Linked DNA regions of Mus musculus: region 2 is linked to region 1. A link is a loop called in an ENCODE intact Hi-C map of the cell type or tissue named here. Cell type or tissue: heart. All regions are shown on one strand.

Region 1 (8,000 bases):
ATACGTTTTTCCATGGAGACATGCATGAGAAATGTGGTGTTACTTCCTACAAAAAAAAAAGTGTTACAAGCTTGGAAAAGCTTGATATCCACTGTTTTCCTCTCCCTACCCCGCCCCCTCTCTCCTGGAGTCTAGTAGACAGAGGAAGATGGCGTCAGGGCCATCCCTGCTCCTATTCAGTTCCCTGCAGGAAGACATCACACCTCCAGCTCAAACCACTCAACCTAAATAAACTCAGATTCAGTATTAGCCCACACTGAGCCCCAGAGAAGCACCAGGCTAAGAGCCAGGTGAGCTGGCAGAAGTTTGCTATTGGGCACGTGACCTGCTCCAACCTTGGTTTGAAGATACTTATGATATGTTTAGAGGAGCAACAGCTTAACAAGTAGCTTGTTATTATGACATTAAAACCTGTGGCTTCTCCCTAAGGAACTTCAGGAGCTTGACACACCCGAACGCATTTATCCGTTCCCACATCCCTCAGAAGTCAGCAAAAGGCCAGGGCTATTTTTATCCTTCTCTTGATGCGAAGAAAATAGGACATAGGGAAGGAGGAAGAGAAAACTGTTTTTTTGGTTTTTTTGGTTTTTTTTTTTTTCTCTACCCTTTAAATTTCAGTCCCGGGTTTTGGAGAGATGGCTTAACAGTTAAGAGTACTTGATATTCATGTAGAGGACCGAGTTTGGTTCCCAGCACCCTCGTGGCAGCACAGGACGGTCTGTAACATCAGCTCCAAGGGATCTGCTTCCCTTTTCTGGTCTCATAGGCGGAGGATACATGTGCTGCACAGACACTCCTGCTGGCACATCGTTTGTGCGCCTAAAATAAAAATAAATACATCTTTAAGCATCGGTCCTTCTGCTCTCGATGATGAAAGGTCAAGTCATTCCATTTGTATTTTTCTTAATATACTGCTCATCCCTGCATCCATCCATTCACAACTGTTCACAGAGCATAACACCTGCTTAATAAATTAGACTTACGTTCATGTTCACATTCACAATGGGTGGACTCTTCAGTTTAGAGTTACAGAGTTGCTGTACAAAACCCAGAGCAACCTCAAATCACAGGGAGTGTGATTTAAGAACCATTGAAATTAGAAGATTCACAGAAACCTTCATTTCCTGAGCAGTTTTGAGCACACACCAAACTCCGTTGGTTGCAAGCTTCCAAATATCCCTTCCTTGGCTCTAACATTCTATAATTATTTTCTAAGTTTCTTAACCACACTGACTATATTCTATCTCTGACTTAGGTTCATGCTGCCCTTTGACTTTTATGTCTGTAAATAACAACAACAACAACAACAACAAAATCTAGAATTTCCCTCTTATCACTGTTGTGAGTCAAGTTTAGATCAGTGCTTTAGTATCAGCAAGCAGATACTAACATGACAGCATTCTGTGTGAGAGTTTTCTATCCTTAGAAACCTAAAAGGGCCGGCCGAAATGTGTGTGCCTGTTGGGTTGAGGGACCATGGCTGAGACACCCTAAGGAGTGTCCAGTGCATGCATGCTGCAGTGGGCTGTCCTGATGGGGCTTTTCAACGACACACCAGCTTCTCACCCACTCCTCCCACTTCGGCTCTTCTGTCCCTTCTTCCCTGAGCTCTGTCCTTTCCCTTCAGACCCCATCTCCAATCTCCCATGTTGTTCCTTCTTCATGGAGCTTCGGTCTCCTCCGTCCTGCACACACTCCCTTGTCTAGGATACTCTCCCACAGTGTTCTTCACCTCCCCCTCTATTTATTGCTCCCCTAAGTTTCCCCTGGGAGTGTTGCTTCTATTTCTCCAACCAGCACGTGCTGACTTGGTTATCATTACCTTCTCTAAGCAAACTCGCATACATAAATCATGAAAGACGTCCACTCACGTGTGCATGCACAATCACCTGAATGACACACTTTCCCCGGAAGCTGTGTGAGAGCGGAGGGCATCACACCCCTACCTGCACCTCCAGTATCTTCCTCAAGTTGGAAACATTTGCTTTTAGATAGCAGTGGCACACTGTGGTGGCCTTGGATAAGATAACGTCGCACTTGCCAGCAGGAGTTTAAAGATTTATGCCCGTGGATCAATCCCATTAGCCACCGACAGGGACTACAGCCAAGATCAGGAGCAGAGCCAAGGGCTGACAAGGCAGCAGGATCCTCTCCTGCCGAGTGGCCCTCAGCCCTTGCTATACCTGCCAGCTTCCAGCTAATCAGAGCAGTTTTGGAACAGGTGTTCTCTGTCCTGCATCCTGTTGCTTGAGAGCAGAGGGGAAGAGTTTGCCACCTGGTCAGAATTTGTATAAACAGATGCTAGGAAGAAAAGGCTTGGGCTGCGTGCTCTGTCAGCACTGTGCTTTGAGCAGAGACCTCTCTGGCGCGTAAGGGTCTTCTGCACATGCGCTGTGCCCTTCTGCGGTCAGCAACTCAGCTAGTTCCCGAAGCGGATTCTCTTAGCCAGTGCGTTTCTCCTGTTGAAGTCGCCATGACGTCAGTAGGACAGTGATGTAGATAGAGGACCAAGAAGCCATTCTCTGTGTCATTACTCTATGATTTCCATTTCCTTTATGGCATTATGACAATATCATCAACAGACCTCCATAAGACTTCAAGGGTCCAGGGAGCCATCAGGCCCAGTTCAAGTGTGAAAGCAGACTATCTTAACTAGTTTAAGCCTGGCACTGGCTCCGCCCTTGGCCACAGGGTACCTGTTCGCAGAGTTGCAGACTCAGACTCTGGTCTACCTCTGTGACATAGAAACGTCTCAATAATGGTGATTGTAAGATGGGAAACTAGAGTAACAATGTCTCTGCACATTGGGAAGAACGTGAGATCACAGGAACGGCATCAATAATTAATATCACCTCCGGAGTCAACAGCAGTTAATATCGCTGTTGATTGTGCTGTATCAAGCATTCCCCCTGACAGTAATACAAGCCTTGCTGGTAGGCATTCTCTGTTTTCTTCACTGTCGGCTGAAGAAGCTGGTTCTGGCAGATATGGGGAGCAGTAAAATCATAGTCATATCAAACATTTACGACGACATAGCATCCCCATGTCCCTTCTAGCACAGTCAGGTCAGAATAGAATTCAAAGCCTGGTTTTCACAACCACAGAAAGGAATAAAGTGCTCTGGGGAAAGAGATAATTAATTCGCAGAAACTCCACTCTCTTTTGAGTATTAAAGTTATCCTTAAACTTCTTTCTTCAAAACAACGTAGCAACCGCTTTCCGCTGCTCCCCCTCGTGGAGATGCTCAGAGCTCACAGGTTGTTGGGAGTGGTCAGACATTGTCCAAATCAGAGCTGATGGATGGGGTACCATTCACATCTTAGCCAGAGTATGTAGTGAGTAATGGCATGTTTCTACCAGCAGATGGCAGTAAAGTGTCTTGACAATGGATGTTACCTTAATGCTCTCAGTGATGCCACCAGAGCTATAAGTAAGTGGCTTTCTATGTGAGAAAAGTGACAAAGGTGAGGAGAGTTTAGGTAGTGAAATGATAGAGTAAGTGCATATGTTTGTAAATATGGAGACTTTGACTGCAATGACGTCACCCTCTACATTTGTCATCTGTTCACAAGCATCCTCCTAATCAGAGTCTTTCATTTTCCACACCCGAGTAACTTACTCATGACTCATGGTACCTCCCTGACATAGCTGTAACCTGAGGAAGAGCGAGTATGGGCTTTCCCTGTCCCTCACGAAGCCAATAAAGCAAGAAGCATTTTTTGTAAGATTTAGAGCAAACCTGTGGTTCTCCTGGAAGTTCTGCACACAGTAGGGCCACTCGCAGGTGCGCATTTTACCAGCAGGAGCGCCTCCTTGGACCAGTTTGGAGCTTTAAAATATGCATCTGACTCTTACGTTCTTCCCAGCTCTTCTTCCCTGAGGACGCCTGTGCCTTGGGAGGAGAGGTTGTAAGACCAAAGATGTCTCCTTCAGACCAAGCACTGCAGAGTCTCTGACTCTCTGTACCTTGAGCAGTTGTGGGTGTCTGTGTGGATCACTGTCGACTGCCAAGGGAAGCTTCTCTCTAGGGAGGGTTGACAGATGCACTAAAAGGGGAAGGGAGCTTGTAAGAAGATCAGAGCAGGAGTTAGCGACAGGAAAACAGTGTCTTGGGGATACCGTGGTGCAGTTGCACGTGTGGATTCACAGCAGCTGAGGCGTCACGTGCAAGGTCTGTACAAGCTCACGCAAAACAAAAATCCAGCCTAGAGAGGAGAAGAGGGCATGAGCGCCCACCCCCATCTCAGCAGCTATTGGGAAGTAATAATTGCTAAAGGGGGCATATCAGTTTTCTTCAAGAGGGCAACCCCCGGTGAGTGGACCACCCTCCAGTGAAGGCCACATAGCCAAGAGTATGTGGGCAGCAGAGACTGGACTTGGTGGATTTTTAAGAGAGGCTCCATTGGGTAGCTGGGGGCGGAGGGGGGGGGGTGTTGGTCCCAGAAGGAGCTGTGGAGGGGTGTATCTCATCAAATTACATTGTAAGAGGAAGAAACTGTATCTGGGAGGTGCATCACCCAAGGGAACCTATAAGAAGAGACAAGAATCTTAAGTCCCTAGAAGATTCAGACAAGCTACAGTGGATGTAAGAAGCCTGCTAAGCCACTGGGGAAATCTGGGACGTATTTGGTCCACATTTAGAAGAGGTGGGTTCTGTTGTTCAGTCCCCCCCGAGAGTCACCGTACAAAACTGTAGGCACTAGGTGAGGTGAACTTGTATCAATTCTCTAAGGCAAGCCCCGTGTGTGTGTCATTTAAAAGAAGCACAAGTTGTAGTGAGCTATGCAGCTGAGTCATTTCTAAATTCCACTCAGGCAAAACCAGTACATTTATAGGTTACAAAGTGTCCCTTAAGCCACCAGTCTGATAACCAGTTAAGACAGAGGTTTCACCCGTCCAGTTTAAGACCTGGCTCTCTGGAACGGCTAGGATGACTAGAGAGATGCTGTTGGCATGGCGACATGTGTGGCAATAACACATTCCAGCAGCACCCCTGTACTGAGGCTATTGTAAATAGTCTTGGTAACTTCTCTACCCTTCTTGACAGTTCAATGAGAGTGGGTCACTGGTGGCTTTTGGGAGGCCAGCCTAGCATTTACTGAATGTTGGTTACTTTCTAACGGGGAGGGAGTTCTAGGTTTACATCTTGAATTAAGATCATAACAACCAACCCCTTCATGGAAAACCAGGAAGGCTGAGGCACGAGGCTGTCATTGTGTCTAGCCTATAGGATAGCTTGTTGACCATAAGAGTCTGGTTCCACAGTTCTGTATGCATGCCCCTCTCTCCTGTCCACATCAGATGTTCCGGAGGTGGGCCGCTCTTCAAATGGCACAACCATGCCACTTAGCAGTCTCCAACTCTCCCCGACCACGCCGGTGTGGCACAGTGTCCTGGGTCATGTGGCACGTCTGACTGCATGCCAATCACCTCGGGTCTCCTCTGAAATCCCTCTCGTCTTCATGTGCCAGCAGACATTCTTTATTCAACCTCTGTTTTGTTTTCTTTTAATCTCCTCTGAACCCCAGCAGATCATAAATCCTTCGCTAGATGAGATTTCCAAATGATGGTGATAGATGGCCTTGTCTTTTGTCTCCTGACAAGCTTGGCCCTGGCTGTCATCGTCGCAGCAGTGGAAGGGGCTGTATCCTAAGAAACACCTAGAAGTACTGCCCAGGAAAGAGAAAAAGAAGGAAAAAAGGCCACAGCTTCATTCTCCACTTAGAGTCTGAACTTCCACAAATGAGTGAGGCTTCCTCAAGGTTTGCACAAAAGAAACACGCAGGGAGGGTGATAAATGACACCAGTAATGACCGAGAATTACCTTTAATCTGCAACAGCTCAGAGGCATCCGCGTGTGATGGGGGAGAAGGGGGGACAGCAGGACCGCGCAGGGATTTGCAGAATGCTGTTATTTCCAATTCTGCTGAAATCCCAGCCCCGCTGAGAGATTGATAATGGAACACCAAAGGAGGGGGGTGGGGAGCGGGAAGGACAGGGTGTAAATTTACTCCAGAGCTGTCCTGTGCTGTGGATTATGCCAAGAAAGTCTCTAATCTCCTGCTTAAAAGACATTTTATTATATTTCAAAGGTAAATTGGGCCATTACTTTGGGGCTCTGTTCACAGCTCACCAGTTTTGTTTCTTCCTGTAAGCAGTGGATGTAGGGCTGGTGGTTTTCATTAGCCTGTGCCAGGCCCAAAGTCTCATCCTCCTGGGATTCCCTTTGGATCAAGCAAGCTCCTGAATGTCCCTCGAAAACCTAGTTCAGAGAATGACAGGAATGTGGTGGGGGTGGGGGGAGAACCCTAGACACTGTAGGTAGGAATGGAAAATGGTATCATTATTCAAAATAGCATAGAAGGTCCCAAATTACTTTGTAATCTGGTAATCCCTTATCTAAACAACATGGACAAAGGAAATCATCGGGATAGACTGGTCATGGGCATGTCCATTGCAGCATTATTGATGAAAGGCAGGGAATGGTATCAGCCTACGTGTCCATCGATGGGTGATCTGATGAGGAAGATGCACTGTATACCAGGAATAGTAGCCTCAAAGAAGAGAGTCCTGGTACTTACTACAGCATGGATGAATCTGAAGGGCACTAGGCCAAGCTCTCTGTGACTATAATTACTTAGCTGATATAATCACCGATTTACAACAAGAAAACCATTACTTTTATAGCTTTGGATATTCTTGCACGTGACCATTTGCTCCCAATGCTCTGAGACTAGCGTCAGGTAGTATAGCTCAGCTGACGAGCCCTTGCATGCCATCTAGAAGACCCTAAGTTTGATCTCCGATAATTCAAATAAAGAAAGACAAACACAGAGGGAGGAAAAGTCACGAGTGTGTGATAGGAGCAGAAACACTTCAGTCATGAGTCATGGAATGGAGAGACGAATAGACTGGTGTTGTCTGACTACATTGGAGGGTACACACCCAATGACCTGAGCATCTCCCACAAAGCCTTACCTCATAGAAGTCCCTGCACTTTTGATATGGACATCTAGGAGACCAGGTCTTTGACACTTGGATCTTTATGATATCCCCAGTGTTCAAACTTTTACAAGGAATAAAACGGGCAGATTTAATACTCGACGACCCTGCTGTGCGTCTGTGGCATTTAAACAACAACAACCACCAAAATCAAACTCATAGCAGCAGGAAGCACCCCAGTAGGTCTCCGAGTCAGGAAGATAAAGGGAATGTTGGTTAGAAGGCAGAAACCCAAGAGAACCAAGCTCTAGAGATCTGCACTATCTGATGATGACCTAGCAGTGACTGCAGATACCACTGCACTGTGTGGAGGGGGCCATCTTAATTGTCACCAGCATCCGAGGGAACCAGGAACAGCGGAGGGTGCGTCAATCCATCCTGCTAATCACTTCACAACACTAGTGAGTCAGCTCTTTGTGCTGCCTATTTTGAACACATACATTTATTTGGGTTCCGGGTTTTACCTTGCTAAGCCTAGGCCTTTGCAGGAAGCAATCCTGTGAGAACTCAATGAGAAACTACTTTAGCCCTTCCTCAGCACTCAAGACCCAAGCCATGCCGGCGGTGGGGACAGCATTGAGAATGACATATAGGGTAACTTTCAGAATTCAAAGCTCCCCCATCTCCCCAGCTTTATTGTTGTTGTTGTCATCGTCGTCATCATCGTCGTCATCACCATCAACTTTGGCCCCTCCTCCCTTCCTCTTTCACCTGTGGATCATGGCTGTGTCCTGCTTCTATTCCTGCCACTGAGATTCCCTGTAGAACTCTTGTGTTGCTGTTGACACAGACTCTGTCCTAGCTTTAGAGGCACTTGGAGCAGGCCTCCTGCAGGTTAGTCCTCCCTACTTTAGGATGAGATAGTGGCTTAGACCATCTCAAGGTGTCTGGCAGCCTTTGGCCATCAGGTGAGATCACATCCGGGGTGGCAGGGGGGCTATGTCCTGGACTCCTTCTGAGACTCAGCTGGCCTCCAGTGGCTGCCCGACTCCAATGAG
Region 2 (8,000 bases), 400 kb after region 1:
GGGCGCCACTCACTTGCCCAGGCAGTTACAGCTACATCAAGAGTAAACACGGTAGAGCTTGCCCCAGGAGAATCACTATGCAAACGCATTATATCCATACTCCATAGAGAGAGAGTTTTGGTCCACAGCATGCATCAATTCGAGCCTAAGAAATCAACCTGCTATCTCCAGTAAGCATCCCAAAATTACCTGTGACAGTGAGTCCAGGGAGCCTGCAGCCATTTGTCCTATACTGCCAAGACTTGAATTGGAACCCATAGGTGCCTAGAATTTTACTCCAACTAGAGACAGCCAACTATGTACGCCTAAAATCTCCCACTTAGTTGTAAAGCCTCCATTTTTATCTCCCAAATTTAAAATCTCCCACCTAGCTGCACAGACCACCTAGATATCCCTGGCTTGTACTTGCATAGAGTATCTTCGTTTATTTCCACAAGGGCAAAATAGAGTTGTGTATATAAACAGCACACTGAATTGGTTTTTTTCAAGCCAGAAATGCTACAGTCTTAGGGGCCTGTGAGATGCACCAGGAAAGCAATATAGCAGTTGGGGGAAGTATGCAGTGTGACTTGTAGTTCAAAGCATGATGCTTGGATACAGACTTAGTTCAAGTCCCGGCTCTGCCACTTCCTACTGTATGAACTGCAAATTACTTAAACAATTTGTAGCCCAGTGTCCTTATCTGTAGAATCACTTGCAATGATTTCAACATCTGACTCACAAGTGTGTGTGTGTGTGTGTGTGTGTGTGTGTGTGTGTGTGTGTGTGTAGGAGGCAGGTTATGAGGCATAAGTATTTGTAATTTAGTGCTATTGAGAAAGACAGGAGGTGAGAGAAAAGAAGCCAGTTATTGGAGCTGGGCTTCCTGACAGGCAGCAGGGACCAGGTCCTGATGTGCTGATAGCTCCCTTTAAATAGGACGCATGCTCTTCCGAATTCATGACCCACACCCACTGGCTTCATTCATCTATGACATGACCTGGCCCCATCCGCACTTGAGCACTGTACCAAAAATATTGTTCTTGAAAACGCAGTAGCCTTACAAATACACAGGTGGATGCTCACAGCCAACCATTGGACTGAGCACAGGGTCCCCAATGGAGGAGTTAGAGAAAGGACTGAAGGAGCTGAAGGGGTTTGCAACCCCATAGGAAGAACAACAATATCAACCAACCAGACTCCCCCTCCCCAGCCCCAGAGCTTCCAGGAACTAAACCACCAACCAAGGAGTACACATAGCTCCAGCTGCATATGTAGCAGAGGATGGCCTTGTCAGGCATCAATGGGAGGAGAGGTCCTTGGTTCTATGAAGGTTCTATAGATGCCCCAGTGTAGGGGAATTGAGGATGGGGAGGCAGAAGTGGGTGGGTGGGTGGAGGAACACCCTCATAGAAGCAGGGGGAGGGAGGAGAGGAAAAGGGGTTCGGGGGGGCAGGGACCGGGAAAGAGTATAACATTTGAAATGTAAATAAAGAAAATATCCAATAAAAAAGATGTATTAAAAAATGCAGTAATTTTAGTAAGTCTATATACGCAAATACTCACTATGCCATGATCTAGCTTGAATAGGGAACAATCTGATAGGAGAGGAATCTTCTCTCTCAAATGAAGGCTGGAAATGGAAACAGCTTCGTCTTCCTGAAGTCGGGAAGACTTGATTCCAAGTAGCCTTTTCTGAGATGTTCACTGAAGAAATTGTTTAGGAGCCAAGGATGGAGCCAAGGACTTTCCTCATTTGAAGAAAGCAGTCTATGACTGAACAATTACCCTAAGCCCATTCTCCAAACCATTTTTACATAACTGTTACAGTTTCAGAAATTATAAGCATATTGTTTGCCAACCACAAAGGAAAAAAACCACTATTTTAGATAAAGCTGCTTTAAAATACTCATGTGTATTTTCAAGTAACATTAACTACAACAGCATGAGTTATCATCTAACTCCAAAGAGAACACTTGTATTTAACAAAGCATAGACTTTGCCTGAGCTTTTTGTTTGTTTGTTTGTTTGTTTGTTTTTCGAGACAGGGTTTCTCTGTGTAACCATGGCTGTCCTGGAACTCACTCTGTAGACCAGGCTGACCTTGAACTCAGAAATCCGCCTGCCTCTGCCTCCCAAGTGCTGGGATTAAAGGCGTGCGCCACCATGCCCGGCTGAGCTTTTTTGTTACTATATCACCACTTTACAATATGTAGTTGCTCAGTTTACCAAATCTGCATAAAATGGATATTTGAAGATAACTTTTGAGATTAATATGAAGAGGCTTTCTTTACAATTTTATTGCAGTAGATTTGGCAAATAAGCAAAAAACATTTAATTAAGAAAAGTGGAAATCGGGGCTGGAGAGATGGCTCAGTGGTTAAAGAGCACTGACTGCTCTTCGGAAGGTCCTGACTTCAATTCCCAGCAACCACATGGTGGCTCACAACCATCCGTAACGAGATCTGGTGCCCTCTTCTGGAGTGTCTGAAGGCAGCTACAGTGTACTTACATATAATAAATAAATCTTAAAAAGAAAGAAAGAAAGAGAGAGAGAGAGAGAGAGAGAGAGAGAGAGAGAGAGAGAGAGAGAGAAAGGAAGAAAGAAAGAAAGAAAAGTGGAAATCACATCCACCGCAAACAGCATTTCCCTTATAGATTATTGGAGACTTATTGGAAACAGCGAAGTGGGTTATGCATGCCATCTGAGTTCTGTCCCAGGATCCCGTGGTGGAAGGAGAGAACTGGTTCCTGGAATTTGTCTTCTAGATGCGGGAGGAGTGTGGGATACACACACAAAAAACACCAAAGAATAGATATCTTAAAGTTCTAAAAGAAAGGAAGGAAGGAAGGAAGGAAGGAAGGAAGGAAGGAAGAAGGAAAGGAGAAAAGAAAGAAAGAAAGAAAGAAAGAAAGAAAGAAAGAAAGAAAGAAAGAAAGAAAGAAAGAAAGAAAGGAAGGAAGGAAGGAAGGAAGGAAGGAAGGAAGAAAGAAAGAAAGAAAGAAAGAAAGAAAGAAAGGAAAGAAAAGAAAGTAAGTTTGCTTTTTGTTTTTGAGATGGCGTCTCATGTTTCCCAAGCCAGCTAGGAACTCTCTACAAGGAGAGGATGCTCTTGAGCATCTGTCCTGCCTACTTCTACCTCTCAATGACTGGCACTACCACTGTCTGTTTTATTCCAAGCTAGGGAATCGAACATGCAGCTTCATACATCTATAGGTAAGCACTCTAGCAACTGAGCGGCATCTCAAAAAAGAAGTTATAATATTAAAAAAATCTGATGTAGGGGTTGTAGAGCCAGTAGCCATGCCCTGCATACGGTAATATTTGCATACTGCTGCGCACACTGCAAACCGAGTGAAGCGAGAATCTCTTCCCAGCACGGGATGCTTTCTTGACATCTGACATACCCAATCCCCTAACTTGATACAGCAGTACCCCACTGTCAGAGAGGGAAGGAGAGTGAGTGGCAGGTCCCCGGGTTTGCTGAGTCCCTCGCGGGGGAGGACCGGCAGGTCTGAGTCGCACTCACCCAGGCCCCGCCAGCCGAGCGGGCCATCGCAGCTGTCCAGGATCCCGCAAAGCTCTCCCAGCAGTGCGGGCGGCAGGTCGAAGAGCAGCAACTGTGGCGACAGCGCGCCACGGGCCCCGCACCGGCCGGCCATCGCGGAGTCCCGGGACCCCACGCAGAGAAGCAGGGAGGTCGCCGCTGTCACCGCCTTTCACAACCGCGGAAATTCAGCTCCACGACGGCTGCCCGGAGCTTGCAACACGCCGTCGCAGGGCGGGCCCCACGTGACGTAGGGAGCCGCTCCCCAGGGATGCGCCCTGCGAGACCTGGGCTGCCCTTGCTCCTAGCCGCTGTCCCGCGACCCTGCGCGCCGCACCCCAGGTCATCTTTGTTATGAACCGTTCTGTCCGTCCCCGTCTTGGGACATGACCCAGGAGACCAGCCAAGAAAATGAGGGCGGGGAACAGCGGCTGGAATCCGGGAAAGCCGCCACCCCTCTGCTGCTCTGGGACGGGCGGCCTCCTGGCCACGATGGATCTAAGAGGTTTGTGTTACATCTTTTAAAGTTTCTCTTTGTCCCGTCAGGAAAGAAATGCGTGCTCACCGAGAAACACGTTTTTGCCAAATAACTTTAAACGGAAGGAAACGTGTACACGCCGGGCGAAATGGACATAAAAAGAAAACCACAACAAACAGGCCAAACCTGGGCAAACAAACTGCTCATCCTTGCTGCAGAAGGCAACCCCTGCCGTCGTGCCGCTTGGTTTTACTACAGTCTCCCTTTCTTTCCTCGCAGTGCTTCAACGAGTTTGCAAAATGAAGTTTAGGAAACATTGGCTGGTGTGTTGAAATATTCTACCGTTTATGCTGTAATGACCACCGCAGGAACGGTACGGATACTACTGACAAAGGAGGTGGGAAAATGAAGTGGGAGATTTTATGATAACCAGGCACTGAAAAACAAACTCCTGTTTCAATCCCCTGAGCTTGTCTTTGGAATGGCGCCCCCTGGCGGTCAGCAGCAATGGTGCCTGGGCATTCAGTACCCACAGTGGCAAAGTTAGAACTGTTTGAGCAAAACTTCTTAAGTCTCCTCATTCTAAGGACTACGGTTTTATCAGGCTACACCCCAAAAAGGGTCTCTATGCCACCATGCTGAGCATCAGAGGGAGAGAAGATTGATACAGGGTTCTTTTTGACTTTCTAGACCAGACAAAAGCAACCTGAGACGTGTGCCTGCACAGGAAATCGCCATGTGTGGTTGTGTTAGCTTTCTGACAAAATGCCCCCACCGAGCAGCTTCAAAAGAAGAAGTTGTTTGGTACACAACCTCGGAACTTCAGTCCATGGTTGCTTGACCCCAATGTCTTTTGAGGTCTCTGAGAAGCCAAAGTGTCATAGCGTAAGTGATCCATGGCGGCAGGAAATGAGAGAGAGGGAGGGAGGAAGGGGGACAGGGCCAGGGTACCAAATTCCCTTCAAGGGATCTGATTTATTTGCACTAAGACCTATCTGGTTCCGGTTCAGTCGCCTATCAGCACTGTAGGCTGGCAAGCAAGCTTTTAGTATATGGGCAGTCAGAGGATGTTTAATATCCTCACTATAACAATAACAGTAACACTCAAAATGTTTGCATCACCAGGTCTTCTAATGCGGCATGAGGCAAGGAGAAAGAGATTGGGGGCAAGATACACCCTCCAAAGCCACGCCTCCAATGACATAATCCATCCGTGAAGTCAGTGTCTGTGAGCTGCTTACCTCTACACTACACTACACTACACTACACTACACTACACTACACTACACTACACCAGCTGGGAACCACGTGGCCAAGCGTGCACTCTCAGTGCTTCCTGTCCACGCCATAATAAACGTGTTTCTCATCTCTAGAGGTGAACCATCTAGACCCCTAGATAAGTCTCATCTTTTCTTAGCGGCTCTGGATCCTAAAACCCTTTCCTTCTAACAGAAGGGTATGCGAGCAGCCGTTGTTGTCTGTCTCTGAGATTTTAACTTTGCTTCACTCGCCTGGCTCATCTCCATCACAATTTAAATACGATACTAATTTTTCGGCCTTCAAAACAAAATGTTCTGCATCTTTCTTCCTCATAGAGTTGTGTAGTCTCACCATCACTTTCTCTTACCCTACTCTCAATCGGGCCACTTTGCACCCCTCAAACGGTTCTCCTCAGTGCCACCCAAGTCTTTCTTGCACAGCATTGGCACTCACATCCTCTGGGCAGCCTCAGTCCTATTACTATCTGTCGCTGTCAATTGAAAAACGAAGCTTGAAGAAAGATGCCGTCATGAGCTAGGAGAGCTTCATTCTACAAAGGGAGACTGTGATAAGAAGGGCTCGGCTCCCTCAGTATGTTGCTTGCCTTCTTTCTTGCGTTAAGATCCCTTCAATGCAAGCTGCTTGACGCTCTCAAGTAACTTCTCAGTCGCATTCTGAGGCTGGCCAGACATGGCTACTCGATCTTCGATCTTCAGATTCCAAGCTGTGTGCTAGATAAACCTCGGTAGCTCTAAAGTAGCCCAGTTTTAAACGCAAAGGAATCTAGGACATCAATTGTATGCTTGCATGCATGTAAGGCTCCCTCGGTCTCCGTTTTGTTTCCTGTTTCTGGGTTAAAACACCCTGATGGGGCTGGTGAGATGGCTCAGTGGGTAAGAGCACCCGACTGCTCCTCCGAAAGTCCGAAGTTCAAATCCCAGCAACCACATGGTGGCTTACAACCATCCGTAATGAGATCTGACTCCCTCTTCTGGAGTATCTGAGGATAGCTACAGTGTACTTACATGTAATAAATAAATAAATCTTTAAAAAAAAAATAAAAAAAAAAACACCCTGATGAAAGCAGATTCGGGAGAGAAAGGGTTTATTTCAGCCCACGATTCCAGGCCACAGTCCATCATTTTGGAGAAGTAAAGGCGGCAGGGACTTGAAGCAGCCAGCCAGTTCCATTACATTTCAGCCATGAGGAGAGAGAGAGAGAGAGAGAGAGAGAGAGAGAGAGAGAGAGAGAGAGAGAGAGAGAGCAAGGCTGCAGAGATGGCTCAGTGGTCAAGAGCACTAGCTGCTTGCTACTCCAGGAGACCCAGGTTTGATTCCTAGCAATCACACAGCAGCAAACCAACATCCATAACTCCACTTCCAAGAAATTAGAAGGCCTCTTTTGACTTCTAAAGACATTGGGCATGCACCTGGTACACAGACATATATGTAGGCAAAACACCCGTACACATAAAATTATTTTTTTTTAAAAGGAGTGGAGAGCAATGAATTAGTGCTCATCTAGCTTCCTATTGTAAGGTTCAGGATCCTGGTTCCAGGTGACAGTATTGACTTGATAGTTAAGTAACTATCGCACTCTTCAAGTTTTCTGATTCATTAGAATGAGTCACAAGACCCAGGAGAGGTCTATGAGGTCATCCCTCAGTGCCCCCCACCCCCACCTCCCAGGGATTAGTAACAGGATTCAGTTTTAGAACATGAGATTGTACTAAATATGAAGAGGGTGTGGTTGACAGTTCCAACGTGTTACTCATGCTCTTAGTCGTTCCGGCACGAGTGTCATGCACGTTTCTTCAAACTGCCTAAGGACTCAGCACATATCACCTCTGGAGGCAGATTCAACTGTGGTATAAGACAAAAGGCCATCCCGCCATTCCAGAAATTCCAGCAAAGAGGGAGAAATGCAGTGTTTCTTATGCCACGCAGTCACAACCACAGGAGGACTCCTTGGCCTAAGTCTCAACGCTACCTGCTTTTTATAGACAGGAACTGAAGCCTACGGATGTACAAACCTATGCTGCTCTTCCGGCTCAGTTTCCTCAGAGTTCTTATCTCCAAGTGTATCCATGTTAACTCACCGGGACCTCTCCATCCGAGGGTGGAATGTCACAGGGGTCTATTTTTTGATGGCTATGTTCATTCTTCTCTCTCTTTTCACACCCTTCTTTACCTCCCTCCCTCCCCTTCCTCCCTCCCTCCCCTCCCTCCCTCCCTCCCTCCCTCCCTCCCTCCCTCCCTCCCTCTGATAAGCTCTTCAAATTCTCATTAGTTACCAAACCCTACCTAGCCTGTGGCAGCCAGTGAAGAGGAAGAGTTACCCTTAACTTATGTGTGCTTTGTGTAGTGTCACACTTTGTGTAGTGTCACACTTTGTGTAGTGTCACACTTTGTGTAGTGTCACACTTTGTGCAGTGTCACACTTAATACTCTAGCGACTCCAGTGTGGGGTGTTCTAATGTTTATTGAACACTGGAGAAAAAAAAAAATCACGCCGAGAGAATTTGCTTCGGACGGTAAAAGCTAGGGTGCTCTTTTCAATATTCTGCCAATCTTACAAACTTTCACAATTGTGCCCATTAAAGCCAAATTGTCACCAAGATTCCTTAAGTTTAAAAGAAGATGTGAACTGGGTATGGTAACACAAGCCTTTAAACCAGCACTTAGAAAGGCAGAGCTAGGTAGATGGCCGTGAGTTTGCAGCCAGCATGGTTTAC

Evidence for each region. Hi-C counts contacts between places; a loop is a spot of excess contacts. Peaks named below come from ENCODE experiments on the same cell type or tissue, not always from the same donor. Only the 100,000 strongest peaks of a DNase experiment are listed, where the experiment ranks them.
Region 2: a loop joins it to region 1, with 5 times the contacts of the local background. A loop is called at or near these places in 8 of 42 quality-filtered maps.

Annotation. Positions count from the first base shown.
Region 1 is chr10:119,800,473-119,808,472 of GRCm38, forward strand. The region is part of intron 1 of Grip1 (glutamate receptor interacting protein 1); the gene reads left to right. Gm51815 (a long non-coding RNA gene) reads right to left here. Exons shown (of 3, transcript XR_003949037.1): 3 at 1-8,000. Among named protein-coding and RNA genes, the nearest start is that of Gm51815, 15 kb to the right of the region's middle. In heart, a CTCF peak has its summit at 3,364 (motif pointing right); no DNase peak of the experiment used is centred here.
Region 2 is chr10:120,197,818-120,205,817 of GRCm38, forward strand. It overlaps Irak3 (interleukin-1 receptor-associated kinase 3), which reads right to left and starts at 3,780. Exons shown (of 12, transcript NM_028679.4): 1 at 3,510-3,780. The coding sequence starts at 3,642. Gm38500 (predicted gene, 38500) reads left to right here and starts at 3,773. Exons shown (of 3, transcript NR_166661.1): 1 at 3,773-4,032; 2 at 4,285-4,378; 3 at 5,131-6,351. In heart, a CTCF peak has its summit at 4,506 (motif pointing left); DNase peaks (open chromatin) are centred at 3,844 and 4,474; H3K4me3 peaks cover 1,453 bases; H3K27ac peaks cover 934 bases; H3K27me3 peaks cover 893 bases.